7 separate regions of the Homo sapiens genome follow, and all the other regions are linked to region 2. Evidence: chromatin contacts called from ENCODE Hi-C or POLR2A ChIA-PET data. All regions are on one chromosome and are shown on one strand. The core of a region is the stretch at or near the end of the contact, and the rest is flanking DNA. Distances in the headings are between cores, read along the strand shown. Region 1 holds the start of ERO1A (endoplasmic reticulum oxidoreductase 1 alpha). Region 2 holds the start of ARID4A (AT-rich interaction domain 4A). Region 3 holds the start of GNG2 (G protein subunit gamma 2). Region 4 holds the start of ZBTB25 (zinc finger and BTB domain containing 25). Region 5 holds the start of MGAT2 (alpha-1,6-mannosyl-glycoprotein 2-beta-N-acetylglucosaminyltransferase). Region 6 holds the start of WDR89 (WD repeat domain 89). Region 7 holds the start of KLHDC2 (kelch domain containing 2).

The links. Hi-C counts contacts between places; a loop is a spot of excess contacts on that map. ChIA-PET counts read pairs that join two places held with the same protein, here RNA polymerase II (POLR2A). Pooled maps may share reads with other maps.
Region 1: a loop to region 2 is called in a pooled map, with 11 times the contacts of the local background. The contact joins the promoter of ERO1A here to the promoter of ARID4A in region 2. A Hi-C loop is called at or near these places in 9 of 50 pooled maps.
Region 3: a loop to region 2 is called in a map with no recorded cell type, with 15 times the contacts of the local background. The contact joins the promoter of GNG2 here to the promoter of ARID4A in region 2. A Hi-C loop is called at or near these places in 1 of 37 single-sample maps with no recorded cell type and 5 of 50 pooled maps. POLR2A ChIA-PET finds 5 or more read pairs at or near these places in 1 of 52 experiments (CD4-positive, alpha-beta T cell).
Region 4: a loop to region 2 is called in a pooled map, with 20 times the contacts of the local background. The contact joins the promoter of ZBTB25 here to the promoter of ARID4A in region 2. A Hi-C loop is called at or near these places in 8 of 50 pooled maps.
Region 5: a pooled map shows a loop between it and region 2 (4-fold over the local background). The contact joins the promoter of MGAT2 here to the promoter of ARID4A in region 2. A Hi-C loop is called at or near these places in 6 of 50 pooled maps.
Region 6: a map of CD4-positive, alpha-beta memory T cell shows a loop between it and region 2 (18-fold over the local background). The contact joins the promoter of WDR89 here to the promoter of ARID4A in region 2. A Hi-C loop is called at or near these places in 1 of 168 maps with a recorded cell type or tissue (CD4-positive, alpha-beta memory T cell) and 10 of 50 pooled maps. POLR2A ChIA-PET finds 5 or more read pairs at or near these places in 1 of 52 experiments (CD4-positive, alpha-beta T cell).
Region 7: a pooled map shows a loop between it and region 2 (5-fold over the local background). The contact joins the promoter of KLHDC2 here to the promoter of ARID4A in region 2. A Hi-C loop is called at or near these places in 5 of 50 pooled maps. POLR2A ChIA-PET finds 5 or more read pairs at or near these places in 3 of 52 experiments (CD4-positive, alpha-beta T cell, CD4-positive, alpha-beta memory T cell and naive thymus-derived CD4-positive, alpha-beta T cell).

The regions. Positions count from the first base shown.
Region 1 is chr14:52,694,248-52,696,947 of GRCh38, reverse strand. It overlaps ERO1A (endoplasmic reticulum oxidoreductase 1 alpha), which reads left to right and starts at 1,390. Exons shown (of 16, transcript NM_014584.3): 1 at 1,390-1,580. The coding sequence starts at 1,467. RefSeq lists a silencer at 919-1,458 and enhancers at 1,709-1,758, 1,364-1,865.
Region 2 is chr14:58,297,208-58,299,907 of GRCh38, reverse strand. It overlaps ARID4A (AT-rich interaction domain 4A), which reads right to left and starts at 1,353. Exons shown (of 24, transcript NM_002892.4): 1 at 1,208-1,353; 2 at 48-110. The coding sequence starts at 53. It overlaps PSMA3-AS1 (PSMA3 antisense RNA 1), which reads left to right and starts at 1,771. Exons shown (of 4, transcript NR_029435.1): 1 at 1,771-1,953. RefSeq lists a silencer at 264-783 and enhancers at 1,414-1,503, 1,614-1,663, 1,684-2,103, 1,400-2,123.
Region 3 is chr14:51,859,326-51,862,025 of GRCh38, reverse strand. GNG2 (G protein subunit gamma 2) reads right to left here and starts at 1,414. Exons shown (of 4, transcript NM_053064.5): 1 at 1,236-1,414. RefSeq lists enhancers at 1,298-1,507, 1,294-1,795 and a silencer at 1,848-1,927.
Region 4 is chr14:64,502,400-64,505,099 of GRCh38, reverse strand. It overlaps ZBTB25 (zinc finger and BTB domain containing 25), which reads left to right and starts at 1,262. Exons shown (of 3, transcript NM_006977.5): 1 at 1,262-1,439. It overlaps ZBTB1 (zinc finger and BTB domain containing 1), which reads right to left and starts at 330. Exons shown (of 2, transcript NM_001123329.2): 1 at 154-330. RefSeq lists silencers at 21-130, 241-500, 1,101-1,530 and enhancers at 220-890, 991-1,080, 1,851-1,950, 2,011-2,130.
Region 5 is chr14:49,619,432-49,622,131 of GRCh38, reverse strand. It overlaps MGAT2 (alpha-1,6-mannosyl-glycoprotein 2-beta-N-acetylglucosaminyltransferase), which reads right to left and starts at 1,333. Exons shown (of 1, transcript NM_002408.4): 1 at 1-1,333. The coding sequence starts at 863. It overlaps RPL36AL (ribosomal protein L36a like), which reads left to right and starts at 1,506. Exons shown (of 2, transcript NM_001001.5): 1 at 1,506-1,570. RefSeq lists silencers at 842-951, 1,252-1,461 and enhancers at 683-1,233, 1,622-1,731.
Region 6 is chr14:63,640,468-63,643,186 of GRCh38, reverse strand. It overlaps WDR89 (WD repeat domain 89), which reads left to right and starts at 1,316. Exons shown (of 3, transcript NM_080666.4): 1 at 1,316-1,383. It overlaps LOC105370532 (a long non-coding RNA gene), which reads right to left and starts at 1,126. Exons shown (of 3, transcript XR_001750790.3): 1 at 990-1,126. RefSeq lists enhancers at 735-1,004, 1,415-1,514, 1,069-1,728.
Region 7 is chr14:49,766,795-49,769,494 of GRCh38, reverse strand. KLHDC2 (kelch domain containing 2) reads right to left here and starts at 1,342. Exons shown (of 13, transcript NM_014315.3): 1 at 874-1,342. The coding sequence starts at 1,026. RefSeq lists silencers at 1,113-1,292, 1,463-1,542, 1,883-1,942.

The sequences.
Region 1 (2,700 bases), core at 141-2,640, 5.6 Mb after region 2:
AACCCCTTCTCTACTGAAAATACAAAAATTAGCCGAGTGTGTGGTGGCTTACGCCTGTAATCCCAGCTACTGGGGAAGCTCAGGCAGGAGAATCTCTTGAACCTGGGAGGCAGAGATTGCAGTAAGCCAAGATGACGCCACTGCACTCCAGCCTGGGCGACAGAGCGAGACTCCGCCTCGAAAAAAAAAAAAAAAGTAATCCCAGCACTTTGGGAGGCTGAGGCGGGAGAATCGCTCTTGAGGAGTTTGAGACCAGCCTGGGCAACATGGTGAAACCTCGTTTCTACTAAAAATAAAATTAGCCAGGCGTGGTGGCGCACGCCTGTAGTTCATGCTACTCAGGAGGCTTAGGTGGGAGGATCGCTTGAGCCCAGGAGTTCGAGGTTGCAGTGAGCTGCGATCGCATCATTGCAGGCCAGCCTGGGTGACCCAGGGAGACCCTGTCTGGAAAAAAAAAAAGCGGATAGACTAGTCCCAACTCTGAATGTTAAAAGACCAGGACTGGGTATCAGAGGACCTCCAATCCTTGCTCACCTTACCTCACTTCTCTAGGCCTGTTTCTTCCTATGATATGAGCGGGTGGCTTCCACCCTCGCTGTCTAATACAGTGGGCACTAGCCAGCCACATTTGACTATGAAATGGGTCTAGTTCGCATCGAATACACACTGGATTTCAAAGACAAAAAAAGTCAAATATCTTATGAATAAATTTAATGTTGGTTATATTTTGAAATAATATTTTGCACATTCGGGGTTAAATAAAAATATTTTAAAAATAAAATGTACCTGTTATTTTTACTCTTTTGCTGTGGCTACTAAAAATATAAATGACATATGCTGCCCTGGTCTAGATGCTCTCTAATATCCCTTTCAGCTTTAAGACTCCGCCGGGAACACGGTGGACACGTAATTCGTACGATTTGATTGTCTCGCATTGAGATACGGAAGGATTGGCCGGGAGTGAGCGGGCTGGGGCTGGGCGGGGCGGCGCGGGGCGGGCACCCCCCGCCCCCCAACCCCGCAGGAAAACACAGGCCCCTCCGGCTTTCGCTCTCGCTCTGGGAACTGGAAGGACCCCCGACTCCCGCGCAGGGTCTGGGGTTGTGCGCGTCGGGTTGCGTCTCCAGGCCGGGGGCGTCAGGGAGCCGGGGGCGGGGACGGGCGCGGGCGCAGCGGACCGGGCGGGGCCGAGCCGGGAAGCTGGTCGGTGCGTCAGCCTCACGCGGCGGGAAGGAACCGGTCCGAGGCCCCGGGCTGCCGGCGCGGGCGCCGCGGCACGTCCACAGGCTGGGTCGCGAGGTGGCGATCGCTGAGAGGCAGGAGGGCCGAGGCGGGCCTGGGAGGCGGCCCGGAGGTGGGGCGCCGCTGGGGCCGGCCCGCACGGGCTTCATCTGAGGGCGCACGGCCCGCGACCGAGCGTGCGGACTGGCCTCCCAAGCGTGGGGCGACAAGCTGCCGGAGCTGCAATGGGCCGCGGCTGGGGATTCTTGTTTGGCCTCCTGGGCGCCGTGTGGCTGCTCAGCTCGGGCCACGGAGAGGAGCAGCCCCCGGAGACAGCGGCACAGAGGTGCTTCTGCCAGGTGAGCGATGTGCGCGTTGGTGCTGAGGGTCCCGGCGCCCTCCGCGGCGTGCACTGTCCCGCACGCCCTGGCGGGTGAGCGGCTGGGGGTGCGTCCTTGCATCTCTTCCCACCGGGAATGAGACTCCGGTGCTGCTGCCCGGTGGCCGGGACTGAGTCTGGCTTGGCGTGGACCGGGCCTCCACGGCAGCCTGGACGTCGCCGCGCCCTCCGGTGCCTCGGACCAGGAGAGGGGTTGGGTGCACGCGGTTGAGTGGGTTTATGCATCTTTGTTGGTCTTATCTGCCCGGGGAGAGTGTGCACAGTGTATAATGCCCTGCCAGTATTTGCTATTTTCACAGAACCTGGATCTTTCTCACTTCTCTCTTGACCAGGAACTTGTGTACCCAGTACCTGTGCTGCGTGCATTTCGCCAGCCTTTCTGGCTAAGACGTTTGTGGGCTGATCTCAGATTTCGATGTTAGGCGGAAGAATGGCTGCTTGCGGTTTTTCTGTGTGTAAGCCCAACTACCTGATGTCTTTGGGACTGCAGTTGCCCTCTGGTTTCTGGTCCTGTGTGCTCTTTTTCTCGAATGTAATGAGATTCTCTTATCGTGACACCCGTTAAGCTGGTACGAATTGGGAGGAAGGTCCTTATTCTTCAGTGCACAAGTTTAATTACAAGCGGATTATGATCATTTCCTTCTGTAAGAGATGTGGTTTCTTGAGCAAAAAATTGAGAGAAACTTACAGTTTTCCATTATCTTCAGTATCTAGTATTTCAATGTGATTACTCTTGTCAAAGCCACTTTTTGGTTGACTCTGTTGATAAAAATTACGTTTTATACAAAATTAAGGGTTAGGCATCCATGTTATTCCTAAGTGGATTTTGCTATTAATTTATTATCAGAAATACCATTTTATGTGTTTAGGGGCATGATACCATGTCAAAGGAAAGATGCATTTAAATATTATGAAAGGTTTCTCTTTCACTACTTTACATTCTTGGATTTTGTTGTTTTGCTGAGTGATTTGGGAGTTGAGGTGAGTGTTATCTAGGAAACTAAGGGAAGTTGAAAGAAAATTGCTACTTTACAACTGAGACATTGAAAAGTCCTTTACCTTCAATCATTACAAAGGAC
Region 2 (2,700 bases), core at 104-2,603:
GGCAGTGTTCAGGGCGCGAGGATCGGGGCAGAGTTGACTCCACTTACCTTCATTTTTGTTGGTGATCTGTGGGGTTCCAGCTCAGCGAGCTATCTTCGCAGTCGCTAGAACTATGGGGAGGGGGAAAGACAGGCACAGACATAATCAGTCAACTGCGGGGAGCGACCAAGGGAAAGAAAGTAAACAAACGCCAGCGGGGAGGGGCAGAATCCTCACCAGCCAAGGGACAAGACCCCTTACGAGGGCAGCCAGGACGCAGGAGCTGAGGGGGCAGCGAGAACCCCACGAGCGCCAAAGGGCAGCCCGTTCCGCCCCGGAGCTCGCCAGCGGCCCACCGCGCCCCCGCCTCGCTGGCCACTTTGACCCGGAATGCTCAACTCGGAGCTCCAGGACAGATAGCTCCGGAAAAGGCCAGAGCTCCCTTCGGGCTTCCCCAGGTCCCCCGCGGAGACGACCGCCGAGCCTCCGCTCCGCGGTCCCCCGGATACCCCGACTTCGGCCCGCGCCCCGCCTCCGCCGCTCGGCCCCCTCGGCCCGCCCCGGGCCCGCGGTGGCGGCAGCGGAGTGTCACGGCGCCATTGCTCTCCTTCCTTCGCTCTGCACCATGTCAGAAAGGAGAAGCGCTCCTTCACCCAAAGGGGCAGGGGCCGCGGCCTTCAGCCGGGAGCCGCCAGAGCCCCGGGGGACCCGCGTGGGGGAGGGGGCGGGGGGCGGAGGGGAGGAGGAGGGGAGGTGGCCCGGACAGGGTGTGGGAGGGGAGGGGAGCCGCACCGCAGCAGCCGCTGCCTCCTCCCAGCGCCCGCCTCAACTTTTTGTACAGCCCAGAGAGGTATCAGCTCGTAGCCCCTCGAGTCCTGCCACGGACTCCGCAGAGGTGGACGCGCCGCGGAGTTGGGGGACGGCTCCCCCAAGCAGCCCGCTCTTCACCGCGCGGAAGCAAACTTAGCGGCGCGGCCAGCCCCACAGCCATTTTCCCGGGAACCCGAGGAAGCGGACGAGGAGGCGGCTGCAACTGCGGCGGCGGTTCCTGCAGTTGCTGCCGCTGGTCAATGGCTGGCCCCTTCCCTTGCGCTCGCCGTGCCACTTGCCTAGCATCCCTCTCCCCACCTCCAAAGCTTCCAACTGCACCGGGACCTCGGGCAGCAGCAGCTGCTGCTACTGCCACTTCGTCCATTCAGTATCCCCGGATTCCCCTCTCCCCACCTACCAACTGCGGGTGAAGTGCGCGCTGTCAGCTCCAGAGTCCTCCTCCCCTCTGACCTCCGTGGGCCCCCGTCCGGGCAGCACCACTCCCAGCCGCGGCTGCAGTTCCTGCGCCGGGTTCCCCACTCGCCCCGATTTACTGCCACAATCCACCAAATAACAAGCTGTTGAGCAGACTCGCTTCTACACGAACTCCTATTGGCTGCTCATGACGCCGAAGAGCTTCGGATAGGACCTCGCTACCTGCCGTCCTCATTGGATGTAGCTGTGAAACTTCATGGATTGGTGAGAAAAACAGCAGGTAGGACATCTTCCACTTATGATTGGCTTTTTCCGAAAACCAACTTTATTGGAGAGTTGGTTATTGAGTAAGCAAGTCCTGAGAAATGATTGGTAGAGACGACTCCGGATGTGCTTGACTGGGCACTGATTGGTGAATTGAGGGGTCAGGAAGAGCAGTTCGACACGAGGATTGGCGGCGGAGTGTCCCATGGAAACGGAACCCAGAATTGCAGCCAGGGGCTTGCACGGGGGCGGGGCAGGGTCTGTCCAAGGCGCTTGCGCTAAACCAGCTTGTCGGCGCCATTTTGTCTCGGCAGCGGTGGCCGTAGCTCCATCGCATTTTATGTTTCTGGCGAGAAGGGAACGGAGTTTTCATCAGGTAGATTGGTTTTTGTGCGGCCGTCCTCCACCGTTTCCTCCAGGACAGCACCTAGTCGTGGCCGGAGGAGTCTCAGAGCTGTCAGAAAGGTCAGTTGGAGGCTATGGTTGTCCGATTGACTGGGGGGATGGCGCAGCCCTAGCGGCACCGGCACCGGAAGTGAAGGGGCCGCAGGCAGCCATGGTAAACTTCTCCCTGCGGCGGGGTGGGGAGAAGGGGCGGGATGAATGGGGGCGAGGCTTCCTCTCCCGCCGAGATAAAGAGGTGGAGGAGAGGCAAACGTCTTTCTTGGAGGTTCTCTTTCGGGTTTTCGAGAATGTGAGAGATTTTCTGGGTTCTGTCCCACTGCAATCTTTCCTGTCTTTGGAAGTGCATTTCGGGGACTTGCCATGTTCTCCACCTGATTGGCACCAGCTGTGGGAGCCTTCTTAGTTAAGACAGGGAAGAAGTGGTTCTTAGAAACATCCTGCATGGGTAGAGGTTTCCGCGTGCTCCTCACGGGATAAAGCTATGAGGAAACTGGAGAAAGCGCTGGCTTTCTGGATGCTGAGGAATTTACTTGCCAGCGCAGACGCTTCTTCTGTGACCTTAGACAAGGGTCTGTCACTCTGCACGAGGCTTATGCTACTTTTTGAAAGCAAACAGTGGTTTTGCAGGGACTGAAAACATCTTAGACAAAAGGACGTCCCCGATAAGATAGACGTTGATCTTTTTCTGTTAACATCTTATATTCTGTTAAACGAAACACACATTTTTAAATAGCGGAATTGGAGTATAAAATTGACTAGTTTTATAGAATGGAGTAATTTTTAAAATGTGACATATCGTCAGTAATC
Region 3 (2,700 bases), core at 165-2,664, 6.4 Mb after region 2:
TTTGGTATCTAAGAACCTATGTTTCAAGAATCTGTGAGTGTCAAAATATTGACTTTTTTTAAATTTTTACTCCACTATAAGCAGTTTTTTCTCTTTCTTTTGAAAAATTATCTCCTTTCATTATAGAAACTCTAGAAGAAAAACCCTTTTATCAATGACTACTTACTGCTTAACTGTACTTTCTGTTGAAGATTAAAAAAGCTTAATTCTTTAAATCGTGCTGCATGAGGGTATTAAACTCCCTAATATATCCTGTCAGAGGAATCTCACAATCTCAGTTCTCATCTGCTAGACCTATTTAGTGTACTTTTACATATCATTCATAAATATGAACAAGTCATAGACCCAGGCTCTCATTAAGAACATCCTTTGCTCAAGAAAATCAAAGAATAAAAATCATGTTCTGGTTTTACTACTTCAGTCTATCTACCAGATATTCGCGTAAGGAAACAACCCAGCTGCACTTTTTTATTTTGTCCCTCACCGAGGCTAACATGCACCTTGACCTAGAGGTGAATAAAATGCATATAAACATAAAATCCATGCATATGCTAGTATCTGATTCTGGACAAGTTACTGGCCTTAAACCCGCCACGCTCCTTTGAACAAGGATGCAACTTTAGGATAAGACCTACTGGCAAATGATAGCTGTGTCTGAGGTTATCCTGAAAGCAGCTGCACAAGCTGAGGGAGGAAGACACTGTTTTTTAATGGTAAATACTGCCCCTCACATACGCAATTCAAGCCTTTGTTGGCAAAATCTAAGTACAAAAGAATTTAACTCCCCCAAAAGCCAAATCACAGCCATTATTTTTGCAAAACAGAAGATATCCCAGTGCAATGTGTAAGAAAGAGAATGCAATTAATATTTTACACCACTCACTCCCCTAAAACAAGGGGACTGCCGGGCTCCGATGACCAGACCACAGCTTCACAGCCCCAGATGGATTTCGACTCAGCCCTGGTTTTCCTCCGAGAGAACTATACAAACAGCTTCTTGTATTTAGCATGTTGGCCTGTTTAGTCATCAAATCTAAGCACTGATGATGAGGTTTTTTTAAATCAAATGTGTCATAAATGTGGTTATTCTCAAAGACCCTTCCAAAAGAATCTAATCATTTCCCCTAGTCCTGAAGCGATGTCTCTATCATCCCTTAGAAATCGGACCTTAAAACCACAAGCGACGGTCGTTTTTCTCAATTAAAAACGAGCAACATGGAAAACGTTTCATTTACCTTAGCTCCCGAGGCTTGGTCCGAGGAGCGTGGTTTTCCCCTCTCCGGAGCTGATCTGTGCAGGCGAGCTCCGGCGCAGCCCAGCCCAGCCCAGCCCAGCCCAGCAGTAGTAGGAGTTGCCCACGGAGCGCGGCGGCAGCGTTGTGAGTATGTGTAGCAGCGGCTGCAGCCCAGGGACTAGTCCCCACCCAGCTTTGTCTTCAATCAACGTTCTTTCTACAGGAAGCAGCGCATCTCCCACTTCCTCCTCTTCTTGGTAGCTGTTAGCGGCTTGCTTCTTTTCCCTCTCATTTCCATTTCAGGGCTTACTCTGGTGGTTTTGTCTGCTCCTGGGCTGCTGACAGTGATTTGACTTTAATCCCCCTTCTCCCTTTGTTCAAGTCCCTCTGGTGCTGTCTGTTCCTTCCTTCCCCTTTTCTCATCCCCCCACGGTCACCTCCACGACAGCTTCCACACACTGCTCAGTCGGCCCCCTTCCTGGCACACTGCCTGCTTTTTTAGCCTGAACCTGGCTTGTTGCTATTGTTGTTCTTGCTGTTGTTGTTTCTACTGCTGCTGCTGTTTTTTTTTGGGTCAACATCCCCTGGCCAGGTTCTGGCCCCCGAGATCCCACACCAGCCTCCACTGTTCCTCCTGATTTACTGTGGTCCCCATCAAGCCAGCTAGCTGGGAGCTTGCAGCTTGCAGCTTGCAGCTTCTCACTGCAGCATTTTTCTCTGTGGCCAACATTTCAGAGGCTTCATTTCTCCAAGGTCCCACTACCACTGAGATCTTACTTAACCCACATGCTCAGAAAAGAATGGCCCTGATAAGTATTCTTATGGGGCACGGGAACTAAACCAAGTTGGCAATGCTACCTATAGGCCTAATAGTGAGGACTATTCCCAAAAGATTCTCATAGATGGGAAGGAATGAGGTGGTGCTGAATGCTGCACATTCCCAACAGAGAAACTGAATACTCCTCTCCCCATTCCACACACACTAGTAGGGCTGAAGGACCCTCATGATCCTCCAGTCCCTTCCCTTCATCTTAGGAGGTAATATCGTAGAACCCACCAGGGTAGAGCCTGCAAGCTGTCTCTGTCTGCCAGAATTTCAATCCAAATTGCCATTAATGACTGTATGAACTTGGGCAAATTATTTAACATCTATGTGCCTCAGTTTCCTCATCTGCAAAACATAGTTGATGATAGTCATGCTCTACATTGGAAATATGAGGATTAAATGAGATGGTATACAAGGTGCTAATAATAGTTCTGGGGATATAGGACGTATTCGGCACATATTAACTCTTATTATTTTTAGAGGATGTTGGGCCTCACATTCAGCAAGTGATTTCGCCAGTCAGCAGCCGAACCCTCACCAGTACTTGGTTTTCCAATTCCTCACTATTAGTATGTTCACAATTGAGCCCAGATGCTTTAATAACAATTTATTCAACGTGTGAGTCATTCTCCCCCTAGTA
Region 4 (2,700 bases), core at 13-2,512, 6.2 Mb before region 2:
CCGTCACCGGGTCCTCGCAGCGCGTCCGCCGCGCTCCGGCTCCCCGCACGGATCGGCGCCCCTCCGGCCCCGCACTCCGCCAGGCCCGCGGCCCGTCGCCCTCCGGCCTGGGCCAAAGTTGCGCAAATAGCCCCACAACTGGCAAATACTTACCGGCCGCAACAGGAACCAGAGCTGCGGAGATTTTAGGGAGTTTAAGGCAAATCAGCCGCGGGAAAGGCGGGCGAAGGCGAAGGGGCCGCGAGCTGCAGTGGCGGCGGCGCGCGGCGCTCGGCGCTCGGGCTGGGCTGCGCGGAGAGGCTCTGGCTCTGCCAGGGACTGTGCTGCAACAAAGGACTTCCGCTGCCGCACAGCCGCGCCTGCCGCACCGCACTGAGCCGGCCCCGCTTACGCGGCGACTCCGGGTCTGCCCACCAGTTCGCTGCGGCGTCCGCCAGCCTTCCCCTCCCTCTCGCCCGCCCACCCACTCTGCCGCTGGCTGCTAGGGGCACCCGCGGTCGCCTGTTTGTTGCAACAAGTTTCTGCGTCGAGCTCCGAGGAGGCTGGCGCAACCCGCACCGCGGGGGCCGTCGCGGCGGCGGCGGCTTGACCACCCCTCTTGCCCCTCTCAAGGGTAGGCTTGGGACCTCCTCCTCCTCCTGTTTGCACAGCTGGATGGAACTGGGCTCCTCCCGACTCCCCAGGGCAGGATGCGAGGCTGCTTTCCCACTCCGTCCAGATGTCAGACCCCTGCCCGTTGGGCCCAGCAGCTGGGCCGTCACTCGCGGTCCGCCTCGAGTGCTCCGGCAACCTCGCCCTGCCCCGTCGGTTCAGGGTCGCCCAGTCCCCGCGCCCCCCCGACCCCACCTTCCGTGGGCCTGCTGCCTCTGGCCCTGAGTCACTTCCCCCGCCATGCCCCACCTCGCCCAGTCCGCCTCTCCACCCAGGCTCCCGCGGCTCGGCCTCCCTGGCCCCGCGCCCTCATCCCTTCCCCAGCGAACACGCGGGCGCATCCTTCCCCACCCCCACCTTCACCCCAGAACTGAGGGGGTGCCTGTGCTTTTGCACACCCTGGGGAAAGTCCCCGGGTCACGCGGTTGTTTGTGGGGAGCCTGTGACGCTCAGGCTTGTCCCTATGCTTCCGCCTACAGAGTCACAACTGCGAACTGTGGCGGCGGCACTCAGAGCGCGGGCCGACCCCCGCCCGGCCACTGAGGCGGGCGGGCGGGAGGGCGCGCACGTACGCACGCACGCACGCACGCACACCCCGGCCCTGGCGCCCCTCTTTCCCCTGCTACCAGACACGCGGTCACGTGGGGCCATCGCGGGCTGCCGGCGCGGGAAGCCGCGCGAGAGGCGGCCGAGGGGTGCGTGAGCCGGCGCCACTGCTTGCAGTGCGCGGCTTGGGAGCCCGCCCCTCCTGCACGGAGGAGTCGGCCTGCCGCCGCGGCGGCATCTGGGTAAGCGACGCGGTCCTGCCCCTGTGGGCTGCCCCGGGCTCAGTCCCTCCTGCCGCGAGCCACCCAGGGCGGCGGCCTGCAGCTGCACCAGTCGCGGGACAGATGCAAGTAGCTGGGGAGAGGGGTGTTTTTGGTCCGATTGAGATGTCAGGCAGGGCACAGGAGGAAAATACATCCGCGAGTGAGCGCTGGGCCGACAATACCCAGAACCACCCTTTGCTGCTCGTAGGAGCGGCTGCCGGGGCCTGATTCAGGGTGGCACACGGGGTGCCGCGAAGGTGCAGAGCCGTCCCGGCCGCGGGTCCGGGTGCGACCCCCAGCAGGAAACCCCAGTAGGCCTGCGGCCTCCCTCGGGTAGCGCCGACCCCTCTTACGAGCGGGCGACTTTCCAGATGCTGGGAGGACGCTGCGGCTACTGTTTCCACTCCCAGCTTGTGATTACCTCGTTTCTAGGGCAAGAAGACATCCCCCCCTTTTCTATCTTCAAATTATGTTTATCTTGTTCTAAGCATATCCGGTTTTTCTTTTTGAAGCTTGACCCATCTTATCACCGTCTTCTCTGGCACTCAGTATTTGGAGTAATCAGTTGTTACCAGTTGCGGAGGCAGCGCATAGCACAACGTAGTACCTGGAACCTGACGGCACCTAGCATGTTTCAACAGTTAGCGCCCGCATCACCCCAAGGGATTAAATTTGGCATTCTTTCTCTTGAGACTCAAGTCCTGGCAGAGCTGTTGATCCTCTCACAAGATTCTGTCATGTATGTAAAGTACACTTTGGAATCTTAAATTTTAGAGCCGAGAGGTGCCTTATAGAAAATCTGTTTCATCCCTCTCGTTTTACAGAGAAGACACCAGGCCTGAAGAGCGTGATGTAGCTGGAGCTAGCTACACCTCTTGATAGCTAAGACTCCAAGGCTCCAGACACCTTGGTGATTGCACTCTCCACCATGCCAGGACCGCAGTGCCAGTTTACCCCACTCACCTGTAGAGAATGTATCCGGCGGAGGTCATTATATATACTTGGCTTGATTCAGGTTATGGAGAAGTCAGGCATGGCCACTGTGTGGGTTTGATGGTATTTCTAGGTGAGGTAGGCCGCCTATGGTGTATTTTTGGAACTAAAAGCCTACACCCCCCAGCCACCCCTGAAAGTTTCATTGCTGTTCTCTATTATTTGCAGCATTGGTTGCTTCCTTATGTTAAGGCATCAAAGTCTTCTTTAACAATCTGGATATATTTTAGTTAAGGGTAAATCGTGA
Region 5 (2,700 bases), core at 84-2,583, 8.7 Mb after region 2:
ACATCACATTCAGGGCACTCTTGCTGCTTCAGTTTCCACATCTTTTTGAAGACATGGTAAAAGTCTGGGGCTAAGTAGTGATCCTCTTCTAGGAAAAGTATAAGGCCAGCATAATCTCGAAGAATTTTCACTCTTTCCCACACAAAATGCAGCTTCCACCACCAGTGATGTTTGGTCTGGGAGAATTTGGCCTCTCTATAATGGCCGAAGGAGTCGGGATACTCAGCATTGATGCACCCCAATTTCAAAGCGGCATTCTTCGGCAGGTCTCTGGGACAATCTCTAGGGTCACTACCTGGAAACTCGTTAGGGTACAACTGAATGCTGAAAGGAAAGAACACCTGCAGAACCGGACAGAAATTCACCCCGGCGATCAGCTGATTGATCTCGGTCGACCAGAAGTCATGGCTAAAGATGACGAGGACGTTGTCAATTCCCTGGGCTTTTCGAAGTGAGTCCAGCAGCAGTCTGAGGTATTCGGGCCGGTTATGCACCTGGACCACCAGCACCAGCTCCCGGGGGGCCCAGGTGCCAGCCTTATCTACATTCCTCAGGGTCTGATCAAAGTTCAGCTGGTACACCAGGGACCGGTACCGCAGCGTCAGGTTGTCCGCCTCGGGCTGGGGGACCGCCGGGACCAGGGAAGCCGCCGACACGTTGGAGACCCTGCGGATGCCCACAGCCACAGAGGGGTGGTCCCCACCGCGGCCGCCGGCACCCCGCGCGGGTTCGGCGTCCAGCAACGGTGGGGCGAGGGCCTCGTTCTTCCTTTGTCGCCCATTGCTGCTCCAGAGGACGAAGCCGCAGGCGGCCACCACGAGCGTCAGGATTAGCACCTTCCGTTTGTAGATGCGGAACCTCATGGTCTCCAGGGCCGGGAGCGCAGGCGGGCGGGCGCGGAAAGGAGCAGCTGCTTCTGCACGGAAGGGGCGGGCGGGCGGCGGCCGTCGCCTTGGCCTGTCACGGTCGGAACTGGCCCCCGCGGCTGCCCTCGCTAACTCATCCCGGGCCCCGGGGGTCCTGGGGCCCGAGACCTCTCATTTACCCCGCGCCGCCTGCGCTCCACACATCCTCGCCTGGCAGCTACAGCTCGAGCATCGGCGCCGCCGCTAGGAGCCGCGGCTCGGCTTCGTCTCCGTCCTCTCCATTCAGCACCACGGGTCCCGGAAAAAGCTCAGCCGCGGTCCCAACCGCACCCTAGCTTCGTTACCTGCGCCTCCAGCGGCCCTGCGTCCTCTGCGCTCTCATCCTTACAGGGGCCCTAGACGGCCAGAACTGAGCGACGCGGCCTCGCCTCACTCCGGCGGGGACCGTTATGACAACCCGCAACTGCCCCGCGGCACACCGCGGCCCTCCGGCCCACACCCCTCCGGCCCGCCCCTTAGACCGTTGGTTGGTGCTTTCCAGACGCGACCGAAGGCGCCTGACCGCCGTGGCCGGCTGCCTATTGGTTTGCAGTACTGTCGCTCAGGTGCAGTTCCCACTTCCGCCTGTTTCTTCCCTTTCCTGTTAGGCGAGAGCTGCGAAAGGCGAGAGCTGCGAAGGGCCAGGTGTCGGGCGCTGTTTCTCGGTAAGCTAAGAACGAGGCTGTAGCGGCTCCAATAGGAGCCTCCCTTGCTCAGAATCCTGGGTAGGACTAGGCCTTCTTAGGAAAGGGAAGGCGAGACCTATGGCCCTCGCCGGCCTTAGTTCGAGAGCAGGCTTCTCCCTTCAGGAAAAAGGTCTCAGGCATGGCGGCTATAGAATCGCGGGGCGCGCCGGCTTGATAAGGACACGTCAGCCCTCGAGGCTGCTGACGGGTGACTGTGCTTCGGAGGGGAAAAGTGATACTACGCTGATGTGGTTCTCGTAGAAGGAACGGGGCGGGTCGTAACCGTAGCTACAACGTCGCGCGCTGCCCCAGCCATTCTCTAGAGCTGGAAAATGGAGGAGGTGGGTGGGGGGAAGGGGGTCAAAGAAACTCTGGTCCTTAACTTCCTTTTCGGAAGAAAATTAGATGAACCGCACTTTTCTTTTGGAGCAGTCACAATAAATTAAACTCATTTCGTACGGAAAACGGACTGTATTGGGCCTCCTAAAGCTGCTGCTGTCGGTTTTCGTGAGTCTTGTTCTATATGAGAAAAGAAGAATGGCTCGGAGCATTGTTAATTATTTGAGATGTGCAAAATTTGCCGGGCCCAGAGAGACAGCAGTATGGGACTTCAGACACCTCCCCACTTAATGCCTGGCATTTTATTCCTGACTAGCTGCTTCACCCATTATGTCCGCGTTCCTGGAATTTGTCATGAAAAGAATGATGTATAGCCAATCAATCGCTTGTGTTATTTTAATGTAAATTCTTGGTAGACAATTTAGGAACTGCCATTTTTTCCTCTAAAAACCCACTTGCAACTGCTGCTACTCAGGGCATTTTGAATCTGTGCTCTGGGTTGCAATCCTCAAACTTGCCCCAAATAAACATTCTACTTATATGAATTGTGCCTCAGTTCTTTTTTTTTTTTGAGACGTAATTCCGCTGTTGTTGCCCAGGCTGGAGTGCAATGGTGCGATCTCGGCTCACGGCAACCTCCGCCCCTCCCCACCCCGCCCAAGCGATTCTCCTTACAGGTATGCACCACCACCACGCCAGGCTAATTTTGTATTTTTAGTAGAGACGGGGTTTCTCCATGTTGGTCAGGCTGGTCTCGAACTCCGGACCTC
Region 6 (2,719 bases), core at 67-2,566, 5.3 Mb before region 2:
AAAAGTCTACTCAGCAAGTTTTTGGTATTTATTAATGGTTTTACTTTTGCTAGACACAAAAATGAAATACCGCTAAATTAGCTCACAGAAGAGTTCAGGATTCTATAGACTCAGGAAAAGCCTGTCCTAAAACTGTTTTAATAAAGGCTGAAAATAGACACTATAATACAGTCTTTAATAATATACAATGTGTATTCCTCCTGATGGTGGTCTTGCTTGACATTTTAAGCATAGCCCTATTTTCCTGTGAAGATAGCAGCCAGTTCTGCTTCATGTCATAACAACACTTGATTCATGTAAGCAGCTGCTACCTATGCCATCACAGTACACATAATTGCTAAATGTAGGGTTCAAATAATCGTAAATGGACACTAATATGAAAATCAGACTGTTTTGTTGTAACAGCAAAAGTTTTAGAAACAAATAATTTTAGTATCTACTTAGTACAGTAAGCATGAACATATAGTATACAGCTAGGCACAGCAGTAAATTGTTGGAAACACTAACATTTATTGTTTACGAACATACATGCAGTGTTTACACATTTCTTAAATGTTGTCTTTAATGCTGCTGATAAACGAAAGGATAAAAAGTCCAACAAACCACAATAAATGTCAATGGGTGTTATTAACAACATGAAAGAACTCAGTAGCAACAACCACATTTAAAGCTACAGGACTCGAAAGTTCCGGACTACAAATCCCAGAGTTCCCTAGAGCCCAGGCGGAGCTACCTTCAAACTGATCGCTTTTTCACCCAATGACAGCCAGAGAATCCCTAAACCACATTCAGCCCGGCCTGAAGGGCTGGTTTCTTCGCGTGAAAACAATAAGGTATTACGTAGACTTTCTGAACACGAGTGGTAGTTTCAGGGCCTGAGTCTAACTACTAAATTATTTCTCCCCGCATTAGTCTCCTAGTCATCTTAATAACTCTCTACCCAACTCTGGCTCGGTGGAAACTCGGAACGTCTAAATGCTGAAACTCACGTAAATCAGTACCAGCGGATGCATCCAGTCAGCCACGAGGAAGGCGGAATCCGCCTTATTCTTGCCCTTTATTGGCCACGCATCCCACCAATGGGGCCATTAAACTTCCGCTAACGCAGCGTACGGCGTGGTGGTGTGAGCGTTGTACGTACGCTGGGTCTACGAAGGGGCAGGCGTTCTGCTTTCGTCCAATCGGAAGCTAGCAAGAATTCCCCGGGCCGCTATGCCCCACTTCTTTCGCGTCGCGTTACGGGCCGCCTCTCTGCAGCCGACCAATCCTCTTGATTTTCTTGTGCGCATTACCCAATCAGAGAGGTCGAGGCGGGGTTCCACTTGACCGCTCTAAGCCGCCGCGCAGCCTGCGTTTTCTCCGGTACAGGTTGAGGCTACTAAGGTACATTTTGCTGGGCCAGGCTGGGCGGGTCCCCGGGATGGGCAGCCCTCTCGACGAGCGGCGACGCCGTGGTTGAGTCTAGAAAGCTAGAGTTGCTGGACAGCTATCGCGGGAGCGCGGAGGGAAGTGGGAGGTCTGGACGGAGTGTGCACGTGTTGGCAGTCTCGCTCCGCCGTCGGAGCCACCAGGTCAAACCTGTGCTGGCCCTGGCCAAAGAAACTTCTGCGGGTCAGGCTGCTGTTGCCGGTGCAGTTCCCAGTACTTCCTCTGGGGCGTTTTTCAATAAAAGCCAAACGCCCTTGCTCATTTTCAGGGAAAGACCTGTTTCCTCCTGCTCTTTCCTCTCCACGGATACTCTCCCCACCACTAAAAGGGTTTAGTATAATCCTTTTGTAGGCCAGAAAGCAGATTTTCACTTGGGAAGAGACGACCCGTAGTATGGGATGTGGTATGATACCAGCAACTGGTCTATTATATCATTTAAACCACATGGCTATCTAAAGAGGTAGGTACTGTGAGTGTTCTCATTTTCACGCGAAGCAGTGTTAGACATTACTCATTCTTGTGTTTTCTTTAGCTTGTCTCTGACAAATTGTGGCATTCAGCTTCCATGGATGTAAAATTAAAAGATGGTATAATTTGTAAAATGTTGCTCCTGTTTTCTTTTTTGTTTTTCTTTTTCTTTTTCTTTTTTTTTTTTTTTTTTGAGATGGAGTCTCAGGCTGTCGCGCAGGCTGGAGTGCAGTGGGGCGATCTCGGCTTACTGCAACCTCCGCCCCCCGGGTTCAAGCGATTCTCCAGCCTCAGCCTCCCGAGTAGCCGGGATTATAGGCGCCTGGCACCACGCCCGGCTAATTTTTGTATTTTTAGTAGAGACGGGATTTCACCATACTGGTCAGGCCGGTCTCGAACTCCTGACTTCAGGTGATCCACTCGCCTCTGCCTCCCAAAGTGCTGGGATTACAGGCGTGAGCCACCGTGCCCGGCCGTTTTCTTTATTAATTTGAAATTATTTAAAGTCAATAAAAGCCTGGGCGCGGTGGCTCACGCCAGTAATCCCAGCACTTTGGGAGGCCGAGGCGGGCGGATCACGAGGTCAGGAGTTCGAGACCAGCCTGGTCAACATGGTGAAACCCCCGTCTCTACTACGAATGCAAAAATGTGGCGGGCGCCTGTAGTCCCAGCTACTCGGGAGGCTGAGGCAGGAGAATCGCTTGAACCCGGGAGGCAGAGGTTGCAGTGAGCCAAGATCGTGCTACTGTACTCCAGCCTGGGCGACAGAGTGAGACAACGTCTCAAAAAAGAGAAAAAAAAAAGTCAATAAAACACACCTAGA
Region 7 (2,700 bases), core at 93-2,592, 8.5 Mb after region 2:
TGTACCATAAGCTAAAAACAATCACAAAGCAAGTCATCCAAGGCACGGGCGTGGGGAGGGCGGAGAACATTTTCAAGACCAAAGAGGAATTTTGTGGTAGGACTGGCTCAGAGCCATCCTAGCAAATAAAATTCTAGATTTCCGAGGTTAGCAGGGTAAAGAATGGCAACTGGCTTTAAACTGCTAACTAATCACGTTGTTTATAACCAGGGGATCGGAGAGTCAAAGAGCTGCACTCTGTAGTTCATTTGATGCTGGGGATTTTTTGGTTACTGGTGGAGCTTTTCCATTATCTTAATAGGGGTGTCTGCTGAAAAACTTCAACCCAGCTGAAGCCAGAAGGAAAACAGTCCTGATGGCCATTTGCACAGGCGGGAAGGCTGAATAAGGTGGTTCCTGTAACCTTTTGGAATTCCAGTTTTCCTACACCTCGGCCTCCCTGTAAGTGGGCAGCGGTTCCCAGCTCCAGAGGGTGAAGTCCTCGTAGGCCGTCCTCATAACGCGTCTGAGTGATATCACACACCGTCACCTTTCACACCCCAACCCTTCCGAATGCACCGCCCAAGCAACATTAACAGGGCCTTCCCCGGAATAACGCTCCAATGGCAACAACGGGGGTGGGAGTGAGTTGGCTTTGTGAGCACCAGGGTGACATGACAGCAGCCCTGGAGGTTCGAGACGGGTTGGGGTACTCGAGAGAAGGAAGATTCCCGCGCGCAAAAAAAAAACAACCAACGGGCAGAGTCTGAGGTGGGGCGCGCGACGCAGGCGGGGAGCGCCCTCGGCGGCCCGCTCTGGCCTCCCCGCCTGGCCGCGAACGCAGACCCGAGTCACAGCCGAGCGACGTCCGTCGCGGCCCGGCCACTCACTGACCTTGTAGCCGCCCCAGACGAACATGTGGCGCCCGTCGCTGACGGCTACGTGGCCGCTGCGCTCAGCGGGGCAGGCAAGCTCCATGGACTCATAGCTCTCGAAGGCTGGCCCAGGCAAGTCGTCAGCCCGCAGATCCTCGTTGCCATCAGCCATCTTGAGGCTGCACTTTTGCTAACCAACAATGCCCACACCCGCGAGGGGCCAAAAAAACAAAGGAAAAGGAGAGAAATGCACAGCGGCGCGAGGCAAGGAAAAGGCGGTGGCGAAAGGGACGGCGTTGAGGCCTCTCTGCCGCCTGCGCTCGCGTTTCCCAGCCTCCTCGGCCGAGGACGGCTCTCCGCCGCCGCCGGGGCACGCCTGCAGACAGAGGGGCCGCGAGCGGAGCCGGGCGGCGGCGGCGCGGGCCCGGGACTCGGGGCACTGCAGGGAAGCGGTCCGCGTCGGGCCGGCTCCCTATTGCAGCCCGTCTGCCCCGCCTCCTGCAGTCCACGGCCTTGTTTACGCCGCGGCCGGAAGCCGCCCGTTCCGCTGACGCCGCCCGCCGAGCTCCGGAAGCGAGGCTGCCGCTCAGCGCCCCCAGCGCCGGGTCCTCCAGCCGCCGCCGCCGCCGCCGCCGCCTCTGCCCGCGCCTCCGCCTACGGCCTGGGCACCGCAGATCTATGGGGCCCGGCGACTTCTAGTCGCGCTTCGAGTCTCCTTTCACTGAGGGAACCACAGGGATAATGTCCTGAATCGGTCCCTGAAAGCTGCTGAATTTTAGCCGGATTGCCGCAATTTTTTTTTTCTTCCCGAGGATTTCTATTCGTTTGATTGAGGGATGATCTCAGAGGGTTCACAGCCCGGGCAGGGGCACCAGAATTGCTCCACTAGCAAGTTTCTGGTCTCGCCTTAGAGTCGATGCAGGCCCTGCTGTTCTGCGGGCGCGAGGGCAGTCGCTTAGCTCTCACGTGGGGCCCAGCCCGATCCCCGGGGGCCTCTCCTGAGCTCCTGCCGCCCCTGCCGGGCGCCGCCTCTGCGGGAATCTGACGTTGCCGCCGCCGCCGCTGCCGCCGCCAGCCGGGCTGCAGAGTTGGCTTGAAAAGCGTTTCCGAAGCCGTAACCACCCTTTTCTTCAGAAAGAAAGGCGGATCCTTTTCACGCACACACAGCTTTCTCTTATATGATACCTTTCAATTGGGCCAAAAGAAAATTACGAGTTACTGTGCTTGATACCTCACCTGTAAAATAGGGTGGGACAAAAATAATCTTAAATTCTTGATCTTACAGTGCCTGTAGAATTTATCGTGTTTGGTAGGAGGGACGTGCTTCATTATCTCCATTTCCCTCATCTTCTGGTTGGGAGCACTCCATAGAAAAGGAACACTTTGAACAATAAAAGGCTTTTTTTTTTTAATTATTAAAATGCTTATAGCCTGCCACTCCTCCCCTAGTGTGCCAGTGTGTTTACTTGAACTCAAGAACTTGAAAGTTACTTAAGAGGATTAATTAAAGCCTTCAACAAGGAAGCAAATCACCTTGAGGCTGTTAAGACCTTATCTGCCATCCACCCTGGTTGGTGCCCTCAAATCTGTCTGGTTCACAGAATTCCTTGCAGCAGTGTCTTCTCCCAGTCGAATTATGCTCACTAGACTTTGGGGTTATCGAAGTTCCTTGTGAACCAACCTCGTGAATCTGATCGAGTCACTTAAAAACCTTGAGCTGGCTCCCGTCGTCCTTAGTAGAATCCAAAATTAATATCTCGGCTGGGCGCGGTGGCTCACGCCTGTAATCCCAACACTTTGGAAGGCCGAGGCAGGCGGATCACCTGAGGCCAGGAGTTCGAGACCA